Regions from separate parts of the Homo sapiens genome. Here region 1 is linked to region 2. Evidence: chromatin contacts called from ENCODE Hi-C data. All regions are on one chromosome and are shown on one strand. The core of a region is the stretch at or near the end of the contact, and the rest is flanking DNA. Distances in the headings are between cores, read along the strand shown. Region 1 holds the start of SIN3A (SIN3 transcription regulator family member A). Region 2 has its middle 7.1 kb from the start of MIR6881.

Evidence for each region. Hi-C counts contacts between places; a loop is a spot of excess contacts on that map. Pooled maps may share reads with other maps.
Region 1: a loop to region 2 is called in a map with no recorded cell type, with 13 times the contacts of the local background. The contact joins the promoter of SIN3A here to the enhancer-like site in region 2. A Hi-C loop is called at or near these places in 20 of 37 single-sample maps with no recorded cell type and 9 of 50 pooled maps.

What each region holds. Positions count from the first base shown.
Region 1 is chr15:75,447,393-75,453,207 of GRCh38, reverse strand. SIN3A (SIN3 transcription regulator family member A) reads left to right here and starts at 1,518. Exons shown (of 21, transcript NM_001145358.2): 1 at 1,518-1,785. RefSeq lists enhancers at 1-73, 103-634, 864-913, 2,624-2,753, 2,181-3,100 and 1 more and silencers at 1,554-1,653, 1,874-2,373.
Region 2 is chr15:74,401,444-74,407,174 of GRCh38, reverse strand. No RefSeq gene overlaps it. Among named protein-coding and RNA genes, the nearest start is that of MIR6881, 7.1 kb to the left of the region's middle. RefSeq lists enhancers at 2,834-2,913, 3,174-3,443, 3,484-3,573, 3,123-4,088, 3,704-4,233 and 5 more and a silencer at 3,999-4,208. Within about 2 kb of position 4,079, at least 11 of the 41 ENCODE cell types and tissues checked have a DNase peak (open chromatin) inside an H3K27ac peak, as active enhancers do.

The DNA of each region.
Region 1 (5,815 bases), core at 269-2,768, 1.0 Mb before region 2:
GCTCGTTCCTGGCCGTTTCCGCTGGATTGCAGAGGGAGGACAGTGTTGGACCTAGGCGTGGGTTCCCTGGGCGTGTCCCTTGGGGTCTTAGCTCTCTGGGAGGAGGGTTCTACTTATTCGGGAGAGCGGTAACAACGTAATCCCGTCACCTCTCCTGGCGCTGAGAGAGCGCCCCCCAAAGTAAGATCAGCGTCAGGCCCACGCCCTATTTGGTGAATAAATAAAAGCAAACTAGGAATTGAAAGCACTTTGTCTCACTGTGTGTTCGAGGCACTGTTACCTACACAGAGAGGGCACAGGAACTGCTATTAACACTCCCGGCCAAGGAGAAGGTGAACAGCCGTTATCTTATGTCCCCAACTACGGAAATTTTATCCATTCTCTGAGTGTGGCATGTCCCCAATGTTAATTTATGCCGTGGCCTGTTTTGGTGTTTTCCTCTCCTTTCTCAGTTCTGAGGATGCCTCCAGATCCACCCGGGAGATCGTGAGTACCTTGTGCCTCACGCTCCGCCTTCCGGAGGCTTGCCAGGGCGGTGGCTGTTAGAGCCCGCCTCTCTTTTGGTTATCTCCGCCCTCTTAGGACTGCATATTCAGCTCTAGGGAGTTTACTTCTCCGCCTAGGTCTCCAGACCTTAGTTCTGTACTCTACTTGGCTGAAAGGAGTTGCCAGCTGCTCCGGATATTTGTGTTTACAAGGACGCAGTGTGTAGAATGTAAACTGTAAAGATAACTGGACGGAAGGATGAGTTCTCATTCTCTCATTTTTTTTGTGAGGGAGTCCTCCATGGTGGGCTGCCTTTCCTTCAAATCCTAGGATGTGGAGTCTCCGCTGATGAGCTCCGCTCCCCCTCCTATCTCGGGCCCTGGAACTCCGAGCTTCAGTCTCTAGTGTAAACATTCCACAAAAGGACTGCTAAGGTTCAGCCTCCTCGCGCAGGGTGGAATTAGCTCCTTCCTAGACGGGCGCCCTGGCCAATGGAGGGTCCTACCAGCGCCAAGATATCCAATCCGACTCTTGGGGCGGGGCCTGGCCCGGCAGTGCGGTAGGCGGAGCCTGTTTCACTTACAGACATTTTACCCCACATCGGTTACTTACCTTACTGGGGCGGTGGGAGAGCCAGGGGTAGCCTTCCAATGCGATGACCAGCGGAGGCGGGAGCCAACTTGTTAGGCCTGTGGCTGAGACGCTGCAGGGCGGGTTATGTGGTGTCCTCCAATGAGACAGGAAGAGCTTCCCTGCTTCCTCCAATAGTGTTGGGGCTCGGGGGTGGGCTTCAGCAGTCCGTCTCCAATAGGCGGGGTTGAGTTAGGGAAGCTCCCCGCCAATAGGGGCGTGGAGAAGGAGAGCGGCTCCCCCTCCCCTACCAGTCGAGGGGGAAGGGGCGGGAAAATCATAAGACAGGCCTCGGTGGTTGGCTGAGTCTTTGACGGGCGGGTATTGCGTCCTGTATTGGAACGAAGCTGAGTCTTCCCTCTGCGGGGCGGGGTCGGGGGAGTGGGCGGGATTTCCCGGGTAACAGAGAAGCGGCCGCGGCGGTAGAGGCGGCGGAGACGGTTTCTCCATCTTCCCCCCTCCCCTTCCCCCCTCGGAGTTTCCCTCCCTCCCTCCCTCCCTCCTTCCCAGTCTGGGCACCGGAGCCTGTGACCGCTTCGTTAGTGGAGAGGTAGCTGGCAGTCCGCTTCGGCGGGCCTGTGCCCCGCGCCGTTCTCGGGGCCTCCCTGCTGAGCTCGCGGCTCACGCTGAGAGGGACACGCAGTGACGAGCGGCCGAAGCAGCTTTGCGGTGAGAGCACGCTGGGCCGGGGGCCGGGCGGGAGCCTGGTGGCGGGTAACGCCGGACTCGAGGGTGTGTATTTTGGGGGGGGGGGGCTGACCTCCTCGGCTTCCCGTAGAGCAGACGGGCGGGAGGTGTGTGGTTGTGTGAGGGGGGTGGGGGGCGGAGCGGGGTAGCTCTCCGCGCGGGAGGGGGAGGAGAGCGTAGTCCCGGTGCGCGCGGAGGGGGGCGGGCTCTCGCGCCGCCGCTCAGAGGCGGGGCCGGCGCGCGCGTGCGATTGTGGAGAAAGGGGCGGGGCCGGCTTCGCGCTGAGTGCAGTTTGCGGCCGACCACCCCCTCCCCTCCTCCTGGGGTGGGCGGGGCCTCGGGCTGGCGGCCGCGCTCTGGCCTGCTGGGGTCGGGGAGGGGTAGGGGGGGGTCTCCCGCGTGTAGATTCAGGGCGCGGCAGGGAGGGGGCGTGAAGTCTGAGTTCCTCCGCCTTCTTGGGATCCGGTTGGCCGGAGGGGCCGTACTGATCCGTGATGCCACTCCCCTTGGCCGTCCCCCCCTGCACCCCGCCCAGGCCCCGGGTTTCCGCCTCCTTGGCAATGAGGAGGTGCTAGGGAAAGCCCGCTGTCGGGTCTGGCTGGGAGTCTCGGCGCCTAGATCTGCCCCGCCCTATGTCTCCGTGGGGAGGGAGGGGCACCCGCCGACTGGGAGCTGTGGAGGTGTCAGGACTTACTCTTGTGGCTGGGTCATGCCTTCTGCCTGGGGGCACAAGGGCCCTGTGCCGGAGCTGCTTTCTCCGCTTTGCTCCATGCAGCGTGTCTGGCACCGTGCAGCCAGGAGAGTGGGAGCATGGTCACCCCCACTCCCCTCTTGGTTGTAACTATTGGGGCGAAGTGCCCAAGGTCCTCTTGTAGGAGCGTGCGTGGCTGGTGCTGGAACCCTAGATCCGCGGTGGTGATGGTAGGGGAGGGGCAGGGAGTCATCAGAGACTAGAAATGTGGCGGAGGGAAAACCTTCCCTGGGGTTCCCTTGATGTTCAGTTACCGTGGCTGTACGGGGCGGGGCTTCCTTTGAGCCAATGGGTGGTGGGTAGTAGACTTGGCGTCTGTTTCGGTGCGTTAGGACTTTAAACGAAGTTAGCCTTGAAAAGGCAGTGGAAGCTCCTCCTCTTTACAAGGCTGAGATTTATAACAGGAAAGTTTGGATTTACATTTTAATCTCAAAACTGGTCTGTTTATAAAGTAGGGTTTGTTTTTTTTTTTTAAGAACTCAGACTTTGAATAAAATACTCCGATATCTCTGACAGTTGTATTTTTGAATGCTTTCATTGTGCACATGGTTCTGCTATATAAACTTAGTTTCCTGGACGGGCGCGGTGGCTCATGCCTGTAATCCTAGCACTTTGGGAGGCCGAGGCAGGTGGATCACTTGAGGTCAGGAGTTCGAGACCAGCCAGGCTTACATGGCGAAACCCTGTTTCTACTAAAAATACAAAAAAAAGCTGGGCGTGGTGGCAAGCGCCTGTAATCCCAGCTACTGGGGAGGCTGAGGCAGGAGAATCACTTGAACCCGGGAGGCGAGGGTGCAGTGAGCCGAGATGGTGCCATTGCACTGTAGCCTGGGCGACAGGAGCAAAACTCCGCCTCAAAAAACAACCAAAAAAACTTGGTTTCCTAAAGAATTTGCTATTTAGGTAACTATAGGTGAAAAGTCTTTTCTTTTTTATTTTATGTACTTATGTTAGACCATCTAGACCACTTTCTATTTATACTCTACATAGTACAGTGTTGTTGCCCTTTTTATTTCAGAGGAGGGTGGAATTGTGGATCAGGGTAGCCTTCTGTATGTGACTTCTGTAGCGTTGCCCTCCAGCCTGTATTGGAGAGTTGCCTTAGGGCATTTCAGATTTAGATAGCAGAACCACATTAGATGAGGTTTTTGCTTTCACTTGATACATTATCTTTTCCTATTGAGAGAAATTATTTCAATGTTTTTCACATTTTTCATGAGAAAAATAAACATGGAACCAATGTTTATTTATGCAGTAATGTCTAAATGAGCCTCTGGTTAATTATCTGAAGTGAAATTCTAGATTTGTGCTTTGGTTAGTAGGGCCTGAGTGGTACCCTGTGCTATATTTATGTGAAAAGGGTAGGTGGGTCCTACCTTCTCTGCTAAGGAAGTTGCAAAAGCAATAGCATTTTAGTTTAGCAAATGATGGCTGTAATAGAATTGGTGGGGAGACAAAAAATCCAGGTGGTTTTTTCTGATGCCATAAACTGAGAGAGATAGTGGAGAACGATTGACCATTGAGGAAAATTTGGGCTACATATATAGTTCCCATGATTTGCAGTGCTGTATACTGGGGAACACAGAAGAGTCTATAAGGATTCAAGTAAGAACCTGGTTTTGCTGTATTAGGAACATTTTCATAAATGCTTCATAATCTCCAGATAATTATTTTATATACTATAATTTTGTTCAGAGATAAATAGCTTAGAAAGATTGGCACTTCGTAATTAAGAGGGTTTTAATAATTTACATACAGAGAAAGACTTTTTTTCTTTTTTAAGGAAGGAGGTGTGTAGTAATTTGACAAGATTCCTGGTGAAGTATAATTCTTTTTACATCTTCAGTGGGAGCAGACAAGACACTGGAGAGCTGTGCATGGCAGATGTTAGTACCTGGGAATTTTAACTGGAATTAAGAGGTTATATCCCTGGCATTCAGTAGTTTAGCATAGTGCTTTTCATGGCTTTCTCTCTTTTCTGGGCAATCCACCAGCCAAGAGTTTGTTAAGCTTTACTTTCTGTAGGCCTTTAAAAAAATAAATAGTATATGCTTTTTCAAAATACACCTTCCTCGCCCCTTGAAAAATAAAAGCTGATATTTATTGAGCACTTACTGTGTCACAGATACTGTGTTAGGCACTAGACTTTTTTTTTTTTTTGAGATGGAGTCCTGCTCTGTCTCCCAGGCTGGAGTGCAGTGGTGCAATCTCAGCTCACTGCAACTTCCGCCTCCCGGGTTCTAGCGATTGTCCTGCCTCAGCCTCCACGAAGAAGAAGCTGGGGCGCCACCACACGCCTGGCTAAGTTTTGTACTTTTGGTAGAGGCAGGGTTTCACCATGTTGATCAGGTTGGTCGCAGACTCCTGACCTCGTGATCCGCCCGCCTCAGCCTCCCAAAGTACTGGGATTACAGGCATGATCCACTGCACCCGGCCGCATAATGTCTTTTTTTCTCATGTCTTTTTTTTTTTTTTTTTAGACGAAGTCTCGCTCTGTCACCAGGCTGGAGTGCAGTGGCATGATCACAGCTCACTGCAGTGTTGATCTTCTGGACTTAAGCGACCCTCCTACCTTAGCCTCCCATGTAGCTGGGACTACAGGTGTGTGCCACCACGCACCTGGCTAATTTTTTTTATATTTTTATAGAGGTGAAGTCCTGCTGTGTTGCCCAGGCTGGTCTCGAACTCCTGGGCTCAAGAGGTCCTTCTGCCTCAGCCTCTCAAAAGTGCTAGGATTAAGACGTGAGTCACCGTGCCCGGTCATGGGTGGCAATTTCTACCTGATGTATTTCTTATTTGCCCCTTTTGCTTTTGTTTTCCCTACCCACTTTTTGTCTTGTATGCTTGTATGTTACCCATATTTCTCAGCATGACAGTGGACCCTTCATGAGTCTTCTTGGTGTCCTCCAGGGCTAGGCTTGCTGACATATGGGCTATTGGAGGATATGCAGGTCCACATCCTTTATTTGCAGTTCTGAAATGCAAGAGTTTTTGTTTTTTGGTAAGTCTAGTTCCACAACTAGTTTTGGGGTACAGCCTGACCTGGGCTATCCTGCATGATGCAGAAATGTGACTGCTTGATTATGGGGAGCTACTCAGCCCTAGCTGGGAGAGAGAGATGATACAGTATATGTACCATATTACCTTTCTAAAATCCAAACAATGCTGATGACTCTAACGGGGATCTCTCCCTCTACCATAGACTAATATGTTTAGTGGCCCACTCAAGGTCTCCACTCGATGTCTCCTCTTGGATAACTA
Region 2 (5,731 bases), core at 2,830-5,329:
AAGGCTGCTGTCCTCTTGTCTCTCTGCTACATCAAATCATACCCTTCCCATCTCTCCTCAGACTTCTACCTTCCTTTGCTGGAACCGCTCTGCATTTGCTCCTGTGATTCCCTCCCCTGGAATGCCAGGAGGAAGATGCTCCCAGGCAAAGATTTCAGAATGACATGGAATTCTCCAGAGGAATCCTGGATCCCCCCTACACTAATGCCTCAGCCTGTTCACTCCTGATCTTTGGGAGGGTGCACCTGGAAGCAAGCTCTGGGGTCCCTGGGGGAGAAGGCACAGCCCCTGCCCTGGAGACACTTAAAGCCTGGTAGGGAAGGGCTGTGGGCTGGACAGTGACCATACGTGTGACGGTCCTAGGTGGGAGGTGGGAGCTCAGAGGAGGAACCTAACCCATTGAGCGGAGTGCTCAGGGAAGGCTTTGAGTAGGGCCTTAGAGGATGTGTAGAAGTTCCCCAGGAGGAGAGTGACTGAATGGAGAGGGAACAGCATTTACAAAGGCCTGGGAGTGTGAGAGGGCCTGGGGTGTTATGGGCTCGCTGGAGTAAAGTGAGCTCCATGAAGCCAGAAATCCTTGGCAGTTTTGTTCACAGCTGTATCTCTAGTACCTAGAACAGTGCCTGGCACATATTAGGTGCTCAGGACATTCTTACTGAATGAATGAATAAGATGAGAGAAGGGAGAGTATCTAGAGGTGAGACTGGATGACTCCAGCAGTTCCCGATCCTGGGAACTAAAGCAAGATCTTTATCCTGCAGACACTAGGGAGCAATTGAAGGATTTTGAGCAGGGGTGGGGTAGATGATAATGATAATAATGGTGAGGATAATGGGAGCCTGAGATCCGTGTTTTCTTACACCCCATCTCTTACACCAAAGACCCACTCCTCACCATTTCCAGGTGTTTCTAGCTCCTTAAATGGTCCAATTTTAGCCTTCTGCTTACTGGAAAAGAAAGTGCAGCCATCCTGGCTACAGTGCCAGACAGGAGGTCTGTAGGCTTGGGCCAGTGGAATGGGGCTGAAATGGCTAAATCTGGCTCGGAAACACTTTTATCTCAATATTGGTTAACTCTGGGAGGAAGAGACCTTGGGAGAAAAACAAAAACAAAATCCACATTCTCAGGGTCACCAATGGCCATGAGTCAGCCCCCACCAAGGGAAGGAGCACAGAACCACACTCGGGAGGCGCTGGCCCTGTTAGTATGCTGGGGCGTTTCTGTAGGGTGGTGTTCACACCAGAACCGCTGCACTCGAACCAAGTCAAGGTCCCAGAACTCTGGCAGTTCTTTCAAGTTGGGCAAAATAAATGAGCTCAGAAGGGCTTAGGTAGAGGTGAACACGTCCTTTGGGGCTGAGCCTATATCATGGTGGGGAAACACATGGCTTGCAGCTTGATTCAGCTGTAGCCTATGCCTGGAGCAGGCATTGCTGATCAATTGTGGCATTCCTTTCCTGAGCTCATATGAGTGATTTTCTTCAGAACTTGCATTCTCTGGGGGCTACTGGGCACTTGAAATAGGGCTCATCTGAATTGAGATGTGCTGTAAGTATAAACAACACACTGGATTTTGAAAACATAATATGAAAAAAATGACCTTAAATTTTTACATCGATTACACTTTGAAATGATAATATTAGAGGTTGGGCGTGGTGGCTCACACCTGTAATCCCAGAGCTTTGGGAGGCTGAGGTCAGTAGATCACCTGAGGTCAGGAGTTTGAGACCAGCCTGGCTAACATGGTGAAACCCTGTCTCTACTAAAAATACAAAAATTAGGTGGGCATGGTGGCGTGTACCTGTAATCCCAGTTATTTGGGAGGCTGAGGCAGGAGAATCGCCTGAACCTGGGAGGCAAAGGTTGCAGTGAGCTGAGATTGCTCCATTTTACTCCAGCCTGGGCAACAAGAATGAAACTCTGTCTCAAAAAAAAAAGAAAAAAAGAAATGATAATATTTCAGATATAAGATATATTTGGCTAGATAACATACAAAAATTAATTCCACCTATTTCTTTAACTTTTTTTGTTGTTGTTGTTTTGTTTTTTAGATGGAGTCTTGCTCTGTAGCACAGAATGAAGTGCAGTGGCAGGACCTTGGCTCACCACAACCTTCGCCTCCCAGGTTAAGCGATTCTCCTACCTCAGCCTCCCGAGTAGCTGAGATTACAGGCGCCCGCCACCACGCCCGGCTAATGTTTGTATTTTCAGTAGAGACGGGGTTTCACCATGTTGGCCAGGCTGGTCTCCAACTCCTGACCTCAAATGATCTGCCCGCCTTGGCCTCCCAAAATGCTGGGATTACAGGCGTGAGCCACCGCTCCTGGTCTTCTTTAACTTTTATCTAGTGTGGCTACTGGAACATTTTAAATTATGTGTGTGGCTCATATTGTATTTCTGTTGGACAACACTGTTACGGAATATCTGCTCTGCGGGGGCAGGGAATTTTGTCTTTTTTTGTTCACAGCTAAATTTCATAGCACCTAGAGTAGCACCTAGCACACAGTAGGTGGTCAGTAAATTATTTGTGGAATGAATGAATGGATCCTCACCAGCATTTCTCCTTAGGAGTCACCAGCAATTGATCAGATGGAACTTATTTGCTACCCCGAGCCTAGCGGATGCTACACCACAGTGCTAACAACCCCCGTTTGTGCTTTCTGACTTTAGAGCTTGTGTCGCTCTCCTGGGACTCTCCTGATACCCAGTGGGGCAGGTGAAAGTGGACTCTGGTGAATGCACTGCTCCGCTGAGGGTCTTCTGAAAGGGAACGTTTCCGTTCCTTCTGATCAGGAAGCAGGGCAGTGTGCAAATGGTATGGAAATCACTTCTTGTGGGTGTTTGCCTATCTAGGGTGCTGGGGATACTTCCAGTCCACTTCCTGACCCCAGCCCTTGGTCCCTAGAGACAAAAGAGGAAGCTCTGGAGACTTTGAGCTCTGGGGGCAGATCGGGGGAACTGGGGCCCCCTTAGTCTTTCCCCAGCGAATGAGGGCTTGTAGCCCAGAGCATCCTCATCTCTCAATTCAGCAGGAGCCTAAAAATAGTCTGCAGTTTCAGCCTCCCCCACAGCCGCCCGCGCCAAGTGGGGCCCTGCGCCCGGCAGCTCCTCCACAATCCAGACTGTCTGCACAATCTGCCCCAGCTACCGACCCCCATCTCCTCGGCGTCTGTCCCATCCTGGCCCCTGAGAACCCTGAGCTCAGCACTCCCTGCTGTGAGGCCTGCTGAGGGTCTGCTTCACACTCTGCCTTTCCTAACAGCCTGGGCCCTGACCCCTGGAATTCCAGACCCCATGTTTTGTCCACTCTCCATTCTGGAGGGGACGCTAGCCAGACACAAGTGGGGTGAAGGTGTTGCAGGTAATGAAACCAGCACATGCAAAGCATGGGGTGCGAGAGAGCACAACATGCCATGGAAGGGGTGAGCCGGAAGGGCTGGGTGCACGGGATGGAGTACGGGGGCCAGTCCCAAGCTGGAAGGCAGCACCGCAGGTCTGTTGGCTCCCACCCCACGCGTGGATGCCCTGGAGTAGATGATGTCTTCGTCCAGCCCACGGTGGAGCAGGACTGCCCCTTGGATCAAGTAGCCTGCAGTAGCTCTGGTGCCACCCACACCTTGTGTAGAGCCCAGAAGGAACGCTTAGGTGCCAGGGCCTGTCTCCCTGTTTTGGGTCCTCCACATCTTGTGGGAAGCCCTGGTGCCTTCCGGCTCTGAGCTTCTGGGGTTCCTGCCTGCTTAGCAATACAGGAAGTCTCCTCAATGAGGTCCAGCAAGGGGAATGCCTCGAGGCAACCAGTACCTTGGTGGCAGAGCTGGAATGAAACCCTCCATATCCTGATGCCCAGCTGGGACCCGTCCCTCCCATCAATGTCGGGCGACCACTGCTGAGGACACATCCTGGTCAGAACCTGAGATACGGGGCTTGGGGACCTGCCCTGCAGAAGGGTTTCCTGGTGGCAGGAGTGAGTGTGCAGGTGACACTGCTGGCCCATGACGGTTCCACATTCTGAGTGAGCAGGGTCCCAGCTGCAGGAAGTGGTGGCGGCAGAAGTCACAGTCACCTTCCTCTCCTGGGGGCCGGCTTTCGGGGAAGCCAGGGGAAATGCTGAGCTCATGGGCTGTTCTTCCCACAGCTGGTTTCCAAGGCCTTTTCTTGTCCCTGACATCTCTCCACAGCCTCACCACAGCCCTCAGAGGCGGAATGCCATCGTGGGCATTACTGTCCCATTAGGCAGAGCAGGTGCAAGGCCAGCCTCTTGCTCTGAGCTACCTGCCCCTTCAGAGCCTGGCCTAGAACCTGGACTCCTGCCTCTTCCCACCTCCACACAACACCCTCCCCCAAGGAAACAGGGGTGGGTGGAATCTAGAAGCTTCTCAGGTGAGGTGAAGGTGTTGGGAAGGCATTAGAACTTGAGGTTTTCTCACCTCCACCAGCCCCTCATTTCCCAGCAGATGTGAGACCTCCTTGGTGTGCATGTCAGCCCGTGATAGGTCAGTCTCAGGACGTTTCCCCCAGCATGGGGCCTGTCAGAGGAGCTCCCCCTCCCCAGCCACCACAAGAGCCCAGTCACTGGGAGCGCCCCTGCACCCTGGAAGGCATCCGAGGGATCCAAGCCCATTCCTCAGCTTGAGGAAATGGCAGCCCCTGCAGAGGGCCCTGACTGGCCCTGTGAGTGTGGAGGTGGGGGCGTCCTAGCCCTGATACATCCTTTCCTGAACTCCACCCCAATCATGGGTATAAACACAGGCAGAACATCAATGAAGTGAGAGGAGAGTTGTCTGCCTTGGCAGCCAGCACCAGGGAAGATGGAACTGTGGCTTGTCTACCTGTCTGGCCTTCTGTTGTTCTCTGTCTCAGTCTCATTCTGTTTCCCTGTTGGTCTCTGTTTCTATTCTCTCTCTCTCTGTCTCTCCTTGTTCCTATTTCTCTCTCTGGCTTGACCTCTTATGCTCACTTACACAAAACAAGCATGCATATATACAACAGGTGGGCACATGGGACCACACGTATGACCTGCTCACCCATACACACGTACAAACATGCACATCTGTGCACACATGCATCCACACAGAATCCTCCCTCCTCAGATCCTGTATGTATATTCAGAGAAGGGGGTGGTGGTGAAGCTCTCTTTCCATGTATCCACAGGCTCAGGGAGAACCCACAGTTAATTTCCAGGCTGTTTCTGCCTCCCTGTCACTGGCAACTGGGAGCTTGGAGGAATAGGCTGGGATCCCCACTGATATCTGGGACTCTGGTGGGGATCTCTGGGCCATCATAACCTGCCAGTGAAGAGCATGAGAGGGGAGGGGGAGTCTCCGGAGGTGAGCAGAAGGGACGAGATAGGAAGATGAGATGTTGAGTTAGCAGTGCACTGGCCTGGAGGGCTCTCTGGCTCCTTCCCCTCCTGATGCTCTTCCTGGTGGTCCTGCTGAGATGCCCTATGACCCACCTGAGAGCTGGGGACCAGGGACGACTGGACCACAGGAGGCCCCAGAGGGAGGCGCCTGCAGGGAGGGAAGCCTCCTCAGTCATTTGCCCCACCCACAGAAAGCTGGAGGCTGGACGTCCCTAGGGTGTGTGGCCATGAGGAGAGAGCCTTTATTCCTGTCCTTTCAGGACAATGGGCCAGATGAGGCCCCACCAGGTACTTGGGTTTCCTGGGTGGGTCGGGGCTTTCCTGGAATGCTCAACCTTCCTGGTGTCCCAGGGTTGAGGTAACTGCATGG